Linked DNA regions of Homo sapiens: all the other regions are linked to region 4. The links are chromatin contacts, found by Hi-C or POLR2A ChIA-PET in ENCODE. All regions are on one chromosome and are shown on one strand. The core of a region is the stretch at or near the end of the contact, and the rest is flanking DNA. Distances in the headings are between cores, read along the strand shown.

Region 1 (3,149 bases), core at 279-2,778, 8.4 Mb before region 4:
GCAGAAGCAGGTTTGGAGTGGAATAGGTTTCGTTTTGGGCATACTGTTGACATGACAAAACTGATGTCACATATCCTATTTCCTGACTCCTCCTGGGATTGTCCCAGAGCTATTACCATGATTAATAGTTCATATTGAACAACTCCTTGAGAATAAAATGCCACAGGTATCATTTACGTATGACACATTACGTTCTTCTGGCAACTAGGTAGTTGATCTGAAAGACGGGCTGTTCAAAGTTCAAATCATCTTAATTGCACAATGCCGCCGACTGTACGCCCATAAGATACCTTAACCCGGTACACTTCAAAGACAATATTCTCGCCCTTACAACAGAGCTATACATTGTAAACTGCAAACTGAAAAGTAGCCTTTATTCTGAAGGAAAATCAATTTAATATTCTTCCACTAAATTATCAAAACAATTTTTTTGGCGGAGGCTGGGGAGGGGGTGGTGGCTGAAGCCTCGCCAGAGACTGAATGTGGTGTGGGATTCAACTAAAGCAGCACATCTTCAGTAGGTCCCCCGTGGAGGGTAACGAACATCTTGGGTTGTCTTTCACCAGAATTGTGTTCAACAACTCACGTTCTGGAGCCAACCCGCCGCAGATCAGAATCCAGCTTCTGCACCACACAGCCGTGATCTCGGACAAGTTACTCAATCTCTTGTGTCTCAAATTCTTTACCTATAAAACATCTACAACTAGAACTGAAGACTTGGCTGCCAGGCACTGGGCTAGACATAGATTTACAGCGGTGAGGACCACCAAGGGGAGCTAAAATTCGAATGTAGGGAACAGACGATTAACAAGTTAGTTTCAGAATGAAAGACTCGAGTGTAAGAATTCAATGGGATAATTCCTGTAAAGCGTTTAGTACAGTAAAGAGCGAAGGGAAATTCTGAATAAAAGGCAGACACTATTTTAGGATTTGGCCTTCCCCGCCCCCTACCAAAACCACGTAAACTCTTAACAGAAGCGACTTCTTATTGTCAGGCGCCTAAAGGCGGCTTTTGGGATAGGGAGGGTCCTTTCTTCCTCCTTGGGGTAAATGCGATTTAGCAGCCTTTACCGACCTACCCAACCCCAGGGCCATTTTGTGGGAGGAGGTTCTCTCGTGCTAGACAAGTTCCCTCTAATAAAGCCCCTTAGCCGAGATGCCAGGATTGGGGTTAGGGAACCTCGCCGCTCCCACAAGGGCTGGGCACAAAAAACAAACAAAAAAACACAAGTTATTTTGATCTTCCCCCAAAGAATAGTAAAGGAATTTCCCCCGACCCCGGCCGCCAGGAGCCCAGAGACCCCCCAGCCTAAATAACAATGGCGCTGGAGAGGGCGTGGCCGCGCGTACCTGGGGTGGGGGAAGGGGAGAAAGGCGGCCAGTTCGGATCTGAGCCACTCGCAGGGTCACGTGACATCCTGCCTCGCCCCGCCCCGCGAACAAACCTAGGCGGGGAGGGATTCGGGAAGGGGCGAGGAAGCGGAAGGAGCAGGCGGACTGGCGATGATGGGAAGTGACGAAGTGGCGCAGTTCGCTGCGTGCAGCGACGTGGCGGCGGGGCCGGCACCGGGCAGCGGAAGTGGCTCCGGCGGTGGGACTTGAGTGTTTGTGTTTTGGTTCGTGAAGGAGCCGGCGGCTGGCCTTAGGGGAGGAGGCAGAGGGAGGAGGAGGAGGAAGAATTAGTCGGAACTCCAGCGCCGGCGGCGGCGGCGGCGGCGGAGGAGGAGAAAGGAAAGAGGAAGGGGGAGCGGCGAGAGGCGGAGACGGAGCCCGACAGGGGCGGCACCACGGCACGAGCCCCGCACAGTCCAGTGTGAGGGGAGCGGCGCTAAGAGCAGGCGACGCCGCCGCCGCCACCACCACCGCCATAGATACACTCTCATCCTACGGGCCACGCCTGGGCCTTGCTGCCAGGAAGCTTCGGCCCCGCAGCTCGGCTTGCTGCGGTCTCAGGTAACCGAACCGCCCCTCCTCCTGCGCAGCGGGGGCCTGGACCCCAGGTTATCCGCGGTCCCCAGCCTGTCCGCGGCCCTGCCGGTACTGAGACCCCCCACCCCTTCTCCCTCACGCGCAGCAGTGCCCTGGACCAGAGAACTATCGAACCCGGCGTCTTGTTCTGCCAGCCCTGGTGACTCATCCTCCAGGGGCTCTGGAGACCGGGATTTGGGGACTGACTGAGGGAGCGACGGGTGTCACCCTTTCCCTTCTCAAGATGGCGCCGTGGAAAGTGTACTGGAGGCCGCGGTTCCGCCTGGTCTCCGTCCTGGCAGTCCTGGGGGTCTCGGTCAAAGCAAGGCAGGTTCGGGGGAGGAGGTTGGAAAGGCCAAGGGACCTGGCGAGTGCTGCTTATCCAGGCGATCTGTAGTTGGCTATTAGCTACTCAGGTGCTCTCCAAGCAGGAACCTGGGCCTACTGCAGGTGTCAATGTGGGGAGCTCCGCCTATCTTCAACTTCCAAAGATGAGTAGTGTCGGTGGGTGGGAGGCTCGTCAAAATAGGCTGTCTAGAGACTTGTTTTCTGTTTGGAAGGTAGTGAACTACAGCGTTAAATAAATTCAAGATAACAGGACCGCTGAACTCCTTCACTGGGTAGAGACCATGGAACTTGCTCTGGCGTTATCTTCCCTGGAAGCTGCTTACCTCTGAGACTTTCAAACTTGTTAAGTTCTGAACGTCATAGTTCACATACTTGGTTTTTGTCTTGCTTAAATGGAATCAAAGCGTTCAATCAGTTGCCTTTCACATAATAAGAAAAAAACACTTGTACACCTCTGGGAATACTCAAGACTGCTCATAAACTTTATTCCTAAAGTAAAATGGAAGTGATAACTCAGCATTTGTATAAACAAAGTAAATGGAACAGTGCCTGGCACAAAATAAGTGCCCAGTCAATTTTTTGATCAAAGAACCCTTAGAAGGATTTTAACTATAGAATGAATAACAGTTATTTTCAAAAGATTACAAATGTATATTATGCAAAATTCTTGTTTTGCAAAACAGAAGTTTCAGTAAGCAGTGAATACAAATGAATGCACGTAATTTTTAACCTTAGTGTTATGCTAAGTGTATATTTACCATTAACTTTAGTTATTTCCTGTTTGAGATCCTTAGGGGGAGTAGCCACAATTAAGTAGCTTTAAACCTTAAAAG
Region 2 (3,541 bases), core at 851-3,350, 5.1 Mb after region 4:
GAAGCAACTGAGGAGAGACACATATTGAACTTGCTTCACGTGCCTCCTTTGCCTTGACTATAAGCCTCGTGTTTCCAGTAGAGAGCTAAGGAGCAGAATGGCACTAGAGGAGTGCGTTTTCACTAGAGAAGCACTGCCTCTAATACTCCCCTCTGGGGTGACTCCATGACTTTCAGTAGCTCAATTTCCTCAACAACTGAAACAGCTGTTTTAGAAAATAAGCCAACTCATCTACAGGCCTTAAGTTATACAACTGCAGAGAGAAGAGGTGCCAAGTTCAGGAAGCCCAACAGAGACCAAATCAGAGCCAGACGCTGGGGAACTCCAGGTTTAATATGCCTTCCACTACTCACTTCCACACTCCAAGAAATGTCTCCAACCTTTCTGAGAGTTCTTTATGGCTCAGAATTTCTCCTTAAGATTTAAAGACCCAATTACTTCAAGGAGCAGCCACCAAGATTCCAGGCCAGCTTTAACCCAGAAGTCCTCCTCTAGAGCTGCAGTAAGATGTATGAATGCTACTGGGAAACTGTAGAGCACTTCCAAAACATCAGACATTTTCTAAAGAACAGAAAGCTACACTTAATTCACATTATTGAAAAGCTGCCAAACCACTGATTTTTAGACTTTATTAGTCAAGTCAACGCTATGGTAAACTATATTTCAATAAAGCCACTAAAAAAATACAGAGTTTCCAAATTCCTAACAGTTAAAAAGGATAAAGGGCGGAGACTAAGCTCAGATCTGTTTCAATCTCTCCATATTAAAATGAATGACTGCTGGTACAGACAGCAGAGACTAAACAATTATTTGTGGTGCAATCACTGCATCTTAAAACCCTCAAGAGGAAACAGCCTGAGAGGGTAGTCTCCAAAATGAGAAACTTCACTTTGAGACAATCAAAAGAACAAAACGAAGTCACAGTGCTACTCCCACCGCTGCTCTTTCAATTATAATTTACTAACATCAAGTGATTAAAATCTGCAGCCAGAAAAGATCATAATGTAGGACAACAAAGTAGGAACTGATCCCAAAACGCTAGACAGTATTCTCCCAATATAAGTGCTGCCTTTTCGTACAGTGTATTCTAGCTCCAATGGGACTTGTAAATCACTTATAAGGAAAAGAAGCCCCTTCCCCCACCAACCCAAGCCATCCTAATAGCTGGGCGTGTTTTACAGCAAATATGAAGCACTCAGGAGCGGTCCGAGGCCGACGCTTGCGGGGCCATCCTCCCCCACCCGCCCGTCACCAGGGCGAGCAGAGGCCTTTGGGGTTCCATGGCCCCCGACCGCCACGCGGCAGGACTCCGACCCCGCAGCCCAGGAGGCCCGCGCACCTCTGGGAGCAGCCGCATCTGGCAGAGACTCAGGGCTGCGCAGGCCTTCCCCAAGGAGACAGAGGCTTCTCCCCGCCCAGGGAGCCCAGTACCTCATGCTGTAAGCGCCGGCGCCCAGTTCCTGCCCGATGCCCGAGAGGCTGGCGTCGAAGTCGTGCACCAGCCCGGACTCGATCACCTCGTCCATCTTGAGCACCCAGGCCATCTTCCGGCCTCGCCGTCGCCCCGCACACCGCGGCCTCCGCGTCCAGGGCGAAGGAGCCGGAGCTCCGCTGGCGCGTCCTGGGGGAGGGCGCGGGTGAAGCCTCCGGAGGGGCGGCGAGTGGTCACCAGCGGCGGCCGGGACGAGAGCTGCGGGGGCCCCACTGGCAGGGCACGACGAGCCCAGCGAGCAATTGCAGCGGGAGCGGCCGGGCCGCCGGCAGCGCCACCCTCCCGCGGACACCGGCCCTGCGCCTCATGCCGGCGCCGCCGCCCAGCCCCCGCGCCGCTAGCGCTGCAGCCGCCGCCGACCGCCCCGCCCGGGGCCCCCCGGTCGCATCCTCCTCCGGGACCGCTGGGAGGCTGGACCTCGGGCCGCTCCGAGGACCACACGGGGGCAAGCCCTCCGCCCGCCCGTCACCCGCCCCCAAGCCTTGACTCCTTGCCCCCGGCCCGCCCAGGCTCTAGCGCCACACCGCCCCGGCCAACCCCGCCGACGCCGCTCTGCCGGCCGGACGCTGGCTTCAACGCGACTCCGACTTAGGTTCACGCGCCGCTTCCGCCTCCCCCGGCCCCGCCCCGACCCCGCCCCGGCGTTCGCCCCACGCCTCGGCCCTCCCCGTACAGCCCCGCGCTTAGGGCCACTCCCCGCGCCTCGCGGCCCAGGAACTGTCCAGAGAGTGCAATGCGGCCCCGCCCACGCGGCTGTTCCCAGCCGGGGTGGCCTCGCTGCGTCCCCGCACAGCAGCCCAGGAAGAGGCGGTGCCAAAAGGGCTGCCAGTTTCCGCCCCTTCTAGCGAGCGAGATGATTGACAGGCCAACTGAGCAATACCTGCAAGGGCTTGGACGAAGCTCCCGTGAGTCTCTGTGTCCCCCGACTAAACAACCAATCAAAATGTTCTTCACCTTGGGCGGGCTCGAAGACGGAATTTGTTGCCAAAAGAAAGAGTTCATTGGACTGCATGGTAGAAAGCGACCCAAAACGCCACTTCCGGAGGTGATTTGCTCCTCTGTGGTATTTCCCGGTCGTCTCTGCTTTATGCCCTCTCTACCGAGGGAGTGAGCGGTTTGCACCCCATCTGGTGACAGAAAAGCCAGTTGTGCAGAAAACCTTGATTGGCGTGAGAATAAGCCAATCAACGCTCCTGAGAAAGAGCTCTGGAAAGACTTCCCCTATTGGTTGCATTGCCGAGAGCAGCTTGGCTATCCTGAGTTGAACTAGCTGTTGGTCATCCTAAGGGCAGGCGGTCTCCTGAAGTTGGACCGAACCATTAGGACGTGCCACAGTAACAGCTACGCTGCTCAGAAGGCCCGAAGGGTCTTCCTCAGCGACCTAGCGTGGGCACGCGCCACTGCGGCCAAAAGACAGAAATCTTTTTACCGGAAGAGATGAAATAGAAAGCAGGAGCCAGAGGCTGACTTACAGAGCCAGTGTGCGGATCAGAGTTCCTTAGGAGCGGCTGCTGGCGCTTGACGGGCGGAATCCTTGCTGAAGAGAACGTCAAGGCCCGGGCTTCGCCCTGCATCGAACTTACTGCCTAAGAATAAGACCCAAATGCTGAGCGCCCCGCCCCAACTTGCCAGTTTAAGTGCAAAAATACATAGATTAAAATGTCAGCCTAATAAAGCAGTGGCACTGAGCCAGAAAAAAATAGTCTCAACGCCTGTGTGATTTAGATACTAACTTACAGGCTCACGCCTGTAATCCCAGCACTTCGGGAGGCCGAGGCGGGTGAATTAGTTGAGGTCAGGAGACCATCCCGGCCAACATGGTGAAACCCCGTCTCTACCAAAAATAACAAAAATTAGCTGGATGTGGTGGCGCGCCCATGTAATCCCAGCTACTCAGGAGGCTGAGGCGGGAGTAAGGCTTGAACCCGGGAGAAGACAGAGCAACACTCGGTCTCCAAAAAAAAAAACCACAAATTAACTTGGAGAATGTTTTTCTCTTTACACAACATTTTTGCAAACATTTCATTTGATAAAGCCATACTTTAGAGA
Region 3 (3,287 bases), core at 274-2,773, 5.4 Mb after region 4:
AGACTCTTTCTAAAAAAAAAAAAATTGTGGTAAAATAAACTTTTACTATAATGAAAGTAGTCTATGTGCTGCAAAAGTTACAATGAAAAAGATAGGCAAACACAAAGAAAAAAATACACATTTCCACTTCCAAAGATTACCAATACTAACACCTTAGGGTATAAGCCCACTATTTTTTTAGTTGTACATAAATACATATATGTGCATTTTTAAACCAAAATGAGATGCTGTAACATACTATTTCGTGACTTGCTCTTTTCAGTTAATGATCTTTTCCATGGCAATACAGTTCTATTTTATCCAATACTCAGTCCATCTACATTCATATTTCTTTAATGGTCCTGAAAATGCATTTTATAGACAGTCTGTTCAAACCAGGATCCAATTCAAACTGTTATGTCCCTTAAATTTCTTTTCATAAAGCAGTTGCTTTTATCATGACAAATTGTTGAAGAGATGGGCCAGTTATCCTGCAGAATGTTTCACCTTCTGGATCTGTCTAGTTACTTCCTCTGGCATCATTTAGTTTGTTCATCTATCTGTTGTATTTTTTATAAACTGTGTTAGATGCAAAGGCTTGACAGATTCAAGTTAAATATTTTTGCCTGGAATATACCATGATGATACTGTATACTACATCCCATCAAAAGACAAACTATCCGATTGAGCTACAACGTGGCCTTTAAAAAATGTAAATTATAAGTGTATATAGCTTCCTCTGCATTTATTATACAATACTAAACAAATTCTTCAACTTGGACAACAAGTTTCTGAATGATTTGATGCCTGCTTACTCATCCAACTTTATTCCATCCCATTCTATTTGTTTTTAAAGGTCTTGTCACATGTTTCGTTTCTAGTCCTGAAACATGGTTAAGTGCTTGCCTCCTAGGGCCTCTGCCGCAGGCTTTTGGTTTGGAGGCTCTCCTTTGCCACTCCACCCCTCTCCACTCTTCTCCTCTTCTGATATCAAGCATCTTCTCAAATTACAGGTGTCGTTTTTAATTTATTTAAAATTTTGTTCTTTCTACAAAACAGCAACCAGAGACACAGGTTCATTTTCAGTTAACCTACTCGGAGAAAACCTACTTTATCTTATTTAAATTAGGGTCCTCCAAGCGATCTTAACATCTCCTAAGTCCCAAGCACCCTGTTTTTTTCCTGATACTTTTTCCGTTTACCTTAAGGTCTGTGTCAACCTGACAGTAAGCTGCACGATGGCAGGGGTCTTGCCTACTAGGTTCCCTGTGCACAGCAGCCCGTCAACAGTAGTTGAATAAACATCATAGGTCACAATAACCCTGGGACTGCCTCTTGGGGAGGTAGCCGCAAACTCTCGCAGGTGGCAGTGACACCAGTACTTCTCCGGGGGGTTGTTCGAGTGGAGGAATACTCTTACGTGAAAGTGCTCAGTACACCACTGCGGCAGGAAGGAGGAAGGGAAGAATTCCAGATGGGGAGAAAGTAATATTTTGCAGCACAGTACAGGGTAAACTGGGTCCAGGTGGGCGTAGCCGCCGCGACACCTTCACGTGACCGCGGACAGCTTAAGGACCCCGCATCCAGTGCGCCTGCGCTGGAGCTCCCGGAAGTTGCCGGACCCGGAACGCAGGCGGAGCGCAAGTCTGTCAGCCAGTCAGTCCGCCAGTCCGCCAGCCCAGTACCTCTCTCTCCTCGGCCCTCGTAAGCTGTCCGCGGTCTGTTTGGCCCGAACGGCGGCGGAGGCGCTGATCATGGCGACATTCATCTCGGTGCAGCTGAAAAAGACCTCAGAGGTGGACCTGGCCAAGCCGCTGGTGAAGTTCATCCAGCAGACTTACCCAAGCGGCGGGGAAGAGCAGGCCCAGTACTGCCGCGCGGCGGAGGAGCTCAGCAAGCTGCGCCGCGCCGCAGTCGGTCGTCCGCTGGACAAGCACGAGGGCGCGCTCGAGACGCTCCTGAGGTGGGCGCGGGGCTGGGAGTGGGTAGGTTGTCTGCCAGCCGTCGCTCGCCGCTCCTCTTCCCGTCTCCCCCCTTCCTTCAATCCTGTAACCTGGGCGGAGCCGCCCCGTCCCGGCCTGACCAGGCGCGTAGGTGTGGTCTGCATTCTTTGCTGGTGAGCAGGACCCGCCCTGCAGGCCCGCTGTGACTGCCCGCTTGTCCTGCCTGCACGTCTGCTCTAGCCCTTGGTCGGCGAGGGCTCCGTGGATCAGATACCTGGGAGCAGCAGTCTGCCCTGTACTGATCTCTTTTGCCACATTTACTTAGAACTAGTCTTCACTTTTTTGGGTCTCTAACTGAAGCTTCCCCTTTCGCCCCATTTTTCCATCACTGTCTTTCTTGGGCCACATTTTGATTTCATAATAGTAGTTGCTTGAAGGCAGTGGGGGAAGTGGGGGAATTGGGACACTGGACCAAATGTCTGATCAGCTCATCACATTGTCCACATGAAATGGACCGTCTTCCTCAGTTCAAAATAATCAAATGATAGATGGAGAATTCTGAAAGTTAGGAGCTACAACTATTTGAAATAAAACTCTAGTTACATAGTTGAACCGTTCAAGGTAGGTTGTTTAAAAGCAGTTTGTTCACAAACAGATATATACACAGTAGAGTAAATTTGTTATTTTAGCAAACGCTTATTTAGCTCATGCTGATTTAATGAGGGTTCCTTTCATGATACTTAATAGTTATAAGAACATTTTTTACGATTTTATAGTTAAACATTTCTTTTGCATACCTTGTTAATCTCGTTTTCTCCGTATAGTATATTCTACTTGTTTCACAGGAGAATCACAATTGTATTCCAATCCAAGTAGCAGAAACCCAGGCTAAACTAGCTTGAGCTAAGAAAAGACTTATTCTGCCGGGCGCGGTGGCTCACGCCTGTAATCCCAGCACTTTGGGAGGCCGAGGCGGGCGGATCACGAGGTCAGGAGATCGACACCATCCTGGCTAGCACGGTGAAACCCCATCTCTACTAAAAATACAACAAATTAGCCGGGCGTGGTGGCGGGTGCCTGTAGTCCCAGCTACTCGGGAGGCTGAGGCAGGAGAATGGTGTGAACCTGGGAGACGGAGCTTGCAGTGAGCCGAGATCGCGCCACTGCACTCCAGCCTGGGCGACAGAGTGAGACTCCATCTCAAAAAAAAAAAAAAAAAAAAAAAAAAGTAAGACTTATTCTGCTAACTGAAAAGTCTAGGGATATTCCTTCCTTAGCTTTAGGTATCACTGGAGATCGTCTTGCCTCCGTGATGCTTCCCTCGAAAGCTTTGTTCATGTATTGAGAGGGATGGCTGTAGTGTAA
Region 4 (3,394 bases), core at 831-3,330:
CAATGCTTATTCCCCTTTCTCAATTTGTAAAATAGCCTAACTAGTTTATAAAGAAGGGTCATCAAGTACCTCTTTTCAAAACATCATCTCTTAATCTGTGTACATTAGCAATAAAAAGCCCTGTAATTCAATAAATGTCCAAAAATGTACTCAACATTAGATATACAATATGAAGAAAAACTCCAGTTCCATTTTTATGACTCTTGAGTTATCCAACAAACTGCGTTAGTCCAGAAATCAGTTTGTATTGCACAGATCAAGACTCTTCCAGAGTTAGCATAGGTATGAAGAGCAGTCTACTTCTTTTCATCCCTTTCATACAGTAATACCTCTAATGCAACTAAGCATCTACTATACATTCAATGTTACTGGTGTTATTGAAAATTATTTTCTAACAGTGATAAGGCAACTATACTTGCACTCTGAATATAAGTGCCATAAAAAAGAAAAAGATTGGTTCTATTACTTCATGGATTATAAAAAAAACTTCAGCATTTTACTTAATAATAATGACAAGGTTCTGCATTGGTAATTAATAGTAGCCAAGCGTTTATGGTATACCAAGCAGTGTGCTTCACCTTTTGGAGAAACTATCTCATTTGTTCTTCATAAGCATTCAGTAAATCTATGTAATACCTCTGAGGTTGTAAAGAATCTCCTCAGATTACAGGTGGAGAAATTGAGACATGAAAACATTAGAAAGTAGGGGAGCCAGAAATGAAAATCAGGCAGCTGACTCCAGAGCCAGCATAACTCTTAGAAACTATGCTTTGGTGCCTTAGAGTATGTATTACACCCATTTCAGAGATAAGGAAAATGAAGAAAAAGTTTAGCCTCTTACCCATTGTCAAGTAAATGGAAAAATCAGCATTCAGATACTGGTGTTCTGACCTAATCCAGTGTCATTTCCCATTATGTTATGCTGTCTCTTTAATATTAAAACCTTCTACTTGCGTAAGATGTCTGGCTTACAAACAATATCACATTAAAATTTGGAAATATCCTGTAAAGGATGCACTGTTCTCAATTTACAGATGATGAAATGATCACAAGATTGGGCAATGAGATATGGCGTTTTTAGAGAAATGAAATTCTGCCTTGAGATCTTGCTCAATCCAATTTGAAATTCCAATCTAAAAACCAAAATGTCTTCTACACATAAGGCGCAAGGGTCAATTTTAATTCTGGTACGTCTGTCTTTGATCACCTTAGCAAATTTCCATCACCTCTTGGAGCAACTGATGGTTTGATTTGTACTAGAGTTTTCGTGGGTATTTTATCTCGCTTTCGAGTATTGGGGTTTCTTTTGTGTAGAGGGTGTCAGCCTACCTTGCACGTAGTAGTAGTTACTCAACAAACAGCCGAAGGCTGGAATGAATACCGTATACAGGTTAGACATTGGAGAAACGACGAATACCTGTTAGCCCTCGATCAAGTGCAGGGGGTCGATATTCACCACTCAGATGCCCCAGGGAGTACCGTCCTAGCCAATGTCCCTCTTTTCTTTCCGATAATTTGTATCGGAAAGAAGCATTTAGCAGTCTCAATGAATGAAAAAAAACTGAAGGCGCCCCAGTAAGAGTACGAAAAGAAAAGGAGTAATTAGAGAAGTGAATGACCAAGAAGGGCCTGGACAGCTGGGGGTGAGGGTGACAGGGGAAAGGGTGTGGACAGCTGGGTGTGGGGGTGACTGGGGAAAGGGATGCCCAGGAGTGGGCCGCTCCCTAGTCAAAGGAGGGGGCGCGGGAGGGAGTGAGAAAAAAATGACGTGTCTTTTTGGACCGGCAACAGCTACGGAGGTTGGCCGCGGCATTGCCCGCATCCCTATCCTCCACCCGTCCCTGGCGAGTCACTCACCCAGAAGCCAGGCTACGTAGGGCCGCCCCCAAGGCCGCCGAGTTTCGATTCCTTAGTGTTTGGAAACGGACCGAAAACAAACCGGGTCGCCAGGGGTCACCACGGGCTTCCGGTTTCTTCGAAGACACCGCCGCTTCCACAGCGAAGGGAGCTGCTCCGGGCACGTCGCGGAGGGAGTCCCATTTCTTCTGACTCGGCAGGAGCCCGGGACGTTCTGGAAGGAGGGACGAGCCGAGGCAGGAGGGGCCGGGCCGACGCGAGAGAAGGCCCGTTACCCAGCAATACGCGCGCGAGACCCAGGCCCGCCGTCGGGACCAGCACGGGCCGGAGGGAGGGGAAGCACTCCGGAAAGTGATTGGAAGTGTGGATGAGCTCTCAGCCGGAAAAGGGGCTGCCGCTGTCCGCGGGCTCGGCGCCAGGGACGCGCGAGGAAACCGGAAGTCAGGCCCGAGGGAGCTGGGAGGGCGTTAGCGAAGCCAGGTTCGGTCGTGGGGGTGGGGAAGTGCAGGAGTGGCGCGCGGCGTACTACATGTCCCGTGAGCCTCCGCGGCGGGACGGGGCGGGGCCGCGGGACGCCAGGAGGCGGAGGCGGAGTGGAGTTAGGTAAGAGCGTTACCAGCCGTCTTGTCTGTTGGGCCGAGGTCCCCCTTCAGGGGCGCCCTCTGGTGCGTCTTTTTCACTCAGTGTCCTTTTGGGGGGTCCCCGGGCCGTGTGGTGCGTGCTGGCTCGGCTCAGTAGCGCTGTTACAGGCTTACGAGCTGACGTGGCTGGGAACTGGGAAGTCTGTTAGAAGCCGTTCCTCTGTAGCCTCTGTTTTCTAAACTACTTGCAAGCCCTCAGGCGATCACTTGAGGCACAAGCTCGACGAATTGCGTAGGGGTCTGTAATTATTCACAAACGACACCACGACTTCTAGCACACTGCTCAATTTATGGAATGAGAGACAGGGAGAAGATGCCAGAGTACTGGAGTTGCGCCCGGCTTCCCTGGAGTTGCCACCACCTTGGTTATTTCTAGATGATAGACCGTCCCTAGCTGTGGAGTCACAAGTAGTTGAATTAATTAGTCATTGAAGGTCGCAGCCAGGTGGAACCCCTGTAACTCTAAGGTATTATTGGTTAAATAAACAAATAAACAAGGAACAATAATTATAGAAAATTTAACGTCACTAACCGCCGATTAGCAATACGGACATTACTCACCACCCCCTTAAAGTAGTATTTTGTCATCTGTCCGCTTAACTATCAGCCCAACTGTCAGCCCAATAGGATGGATTTCACTCAAGGGTTTATATGAAAATTCGTTTTTATTGTTGTTGGTTTTTTTATTGTCTTTTTTGGTTTAGATTTAAGTGAAAATTTATAGCTGTTAGGAACAAAGACCACAAGTTGAAGTTTTATGACATTTCTAAAAATACTTAGAAATCTGTGTTAATGTTATCGTTGAGAAAGGAAACGATTTGCTTCAATTTACTGGGCTGGAGAATGGAAGAGAGCAGTGTTTTTAATATTTTGAGCAAGTATCAGTCCTTAAATTT

What was found. Hi-C counts contacts between places; a loop is a spot of excess contacts on that map. ChIA-PET counts read pairs that join two places held with the same protein, here RNA polymerase II (POLR2A). Pooled maps may share reads with other maps.
Region 1: a loop to region 4 is called in a map of CD8-positive, alpha-beta T cell, with 28 times the contacts of the local background. The contact joins the promoter of RAB5A here to the promoter of AZI2 in region 4. A Hi-C loop is called at or near these places in 2 of 168 maps with a recorded cell type or tissue (CD8-positive, alpha-beta T cell and naive thymus-derived CD4-positive, alpha-beta T cell) and 12 of 50 pooled maps. POLR2A ChIA-PET finds 5 or more read pairs at or near these places in 1 of 52 experiments (T-cell).
Region 2: a map of CD8-positive, alpha-beta T cell shows a loop between it and region 4 (22-fold over the local background). The contact joins the promoter of UBP1 here to the promoter of AZI2 in region 4. A Hi-C loop is called at or near these places in 6 of 168 maps with a recorded cell type or tissue (CD4-positive, alpha-beta T cell, CD8-positive, alpha-beta T cell, gastrocnemius medialis and 1 more), 3 of 37 single-sample maps with no recorded cell type and 11 of 50 pooled maps. POLR2A ChIA-PET finds 5 or more read pairs at or near these places in 1 of 52 experiments (naive thymus-derived CD8-positive, alpha-beta T cell).
Region 3: a map of B cell shows a loop between it and region 4 (17-fold over the local background). The contact joins the promoter of PDCD6IP-DT here to the promoter of AZI2 in region 4. A Hi-C loop is called at or near these places in 2 of 168 maps with a recorded cell type or tissue (B cell and gastrocnemius medialis) and 9 of 50 pooled maps.

What each region holds. Positions count from the first base shown.
Region 1 is chr3:19,945,569-19,948,717 of GRCh38, forward strand. RAB5A (RAB5A, member RAS oncogene family) reads left to right here and starts at 1,529. Exons shown (of 6, transcript NM_004162.5): 1 at 1,529-1,953. It also overlaps a transcript of EFHB not described here. RefSeq lists enhancers at 410-1,011, 1,422-1,591, 1,517-1,686, 1,548-1,597, 2,118-2,167 and 1 more.
Region 2 is chr3:33,438,305-33,441,845 of GRCh38, forward strand. UBP1 (upstream binding protein 1) reads right to left here and starts at 2,101. Exons shown (of 16, transcript NM_014517.5): 1 at 1,432-2,101. The coding sequence starts at 1,544. RefSeq lists silencers at 1,106-1,340, 1,260-1,309, 1,540-1,859, 1,910-2,019, 2,080-2,239 and 1 more and enhancers at 1,559-2,058, 2,390-2,579, 2,790-3,079.
Region 3 is chr3:33,796,996-33,800,282 of GRCh38, forward strand. It overlaps PDCD6IP-DT (PDCD6IP divergent transcript), which reads right to left and starts at 1,524. Exons shown (of 2, transcript NR_183731.1): 1 at 1,400-1,524; 2 at 1-1,027. PDCD6IP (programmed cell death 6 interacting protein) reads left to right here and starts at 1,635. Exons shown (of 18, transcript NM_013374.6): 1 at 1,635-1,942. The coding sequence starts at 1,734. RefSeq lists enhancers at 1,502-1,851, 1,798-2,331.
Region 4 is chr3:28,346,744-28,350,137 of GRCh38, forward strand. It overlaps AZI2 (5-azacytidine induced 2), which reads right to left and starts at 2,081. Exons shown (of 8, transcript NM_022461.5): 1 at 1,858-2,081. It overlaps ZCWPW2 (zinc finger CW-type and PWWP domain containing 2), which reads left to right and starts at 1,978. Exons shown (of 10, transcript NM_001040432.4): 1 at 1,978-2,460. RefSeq lists enhancers at 1,948-2,007, 2,195-3,175, 2,275-2,569, 2,608-2,687.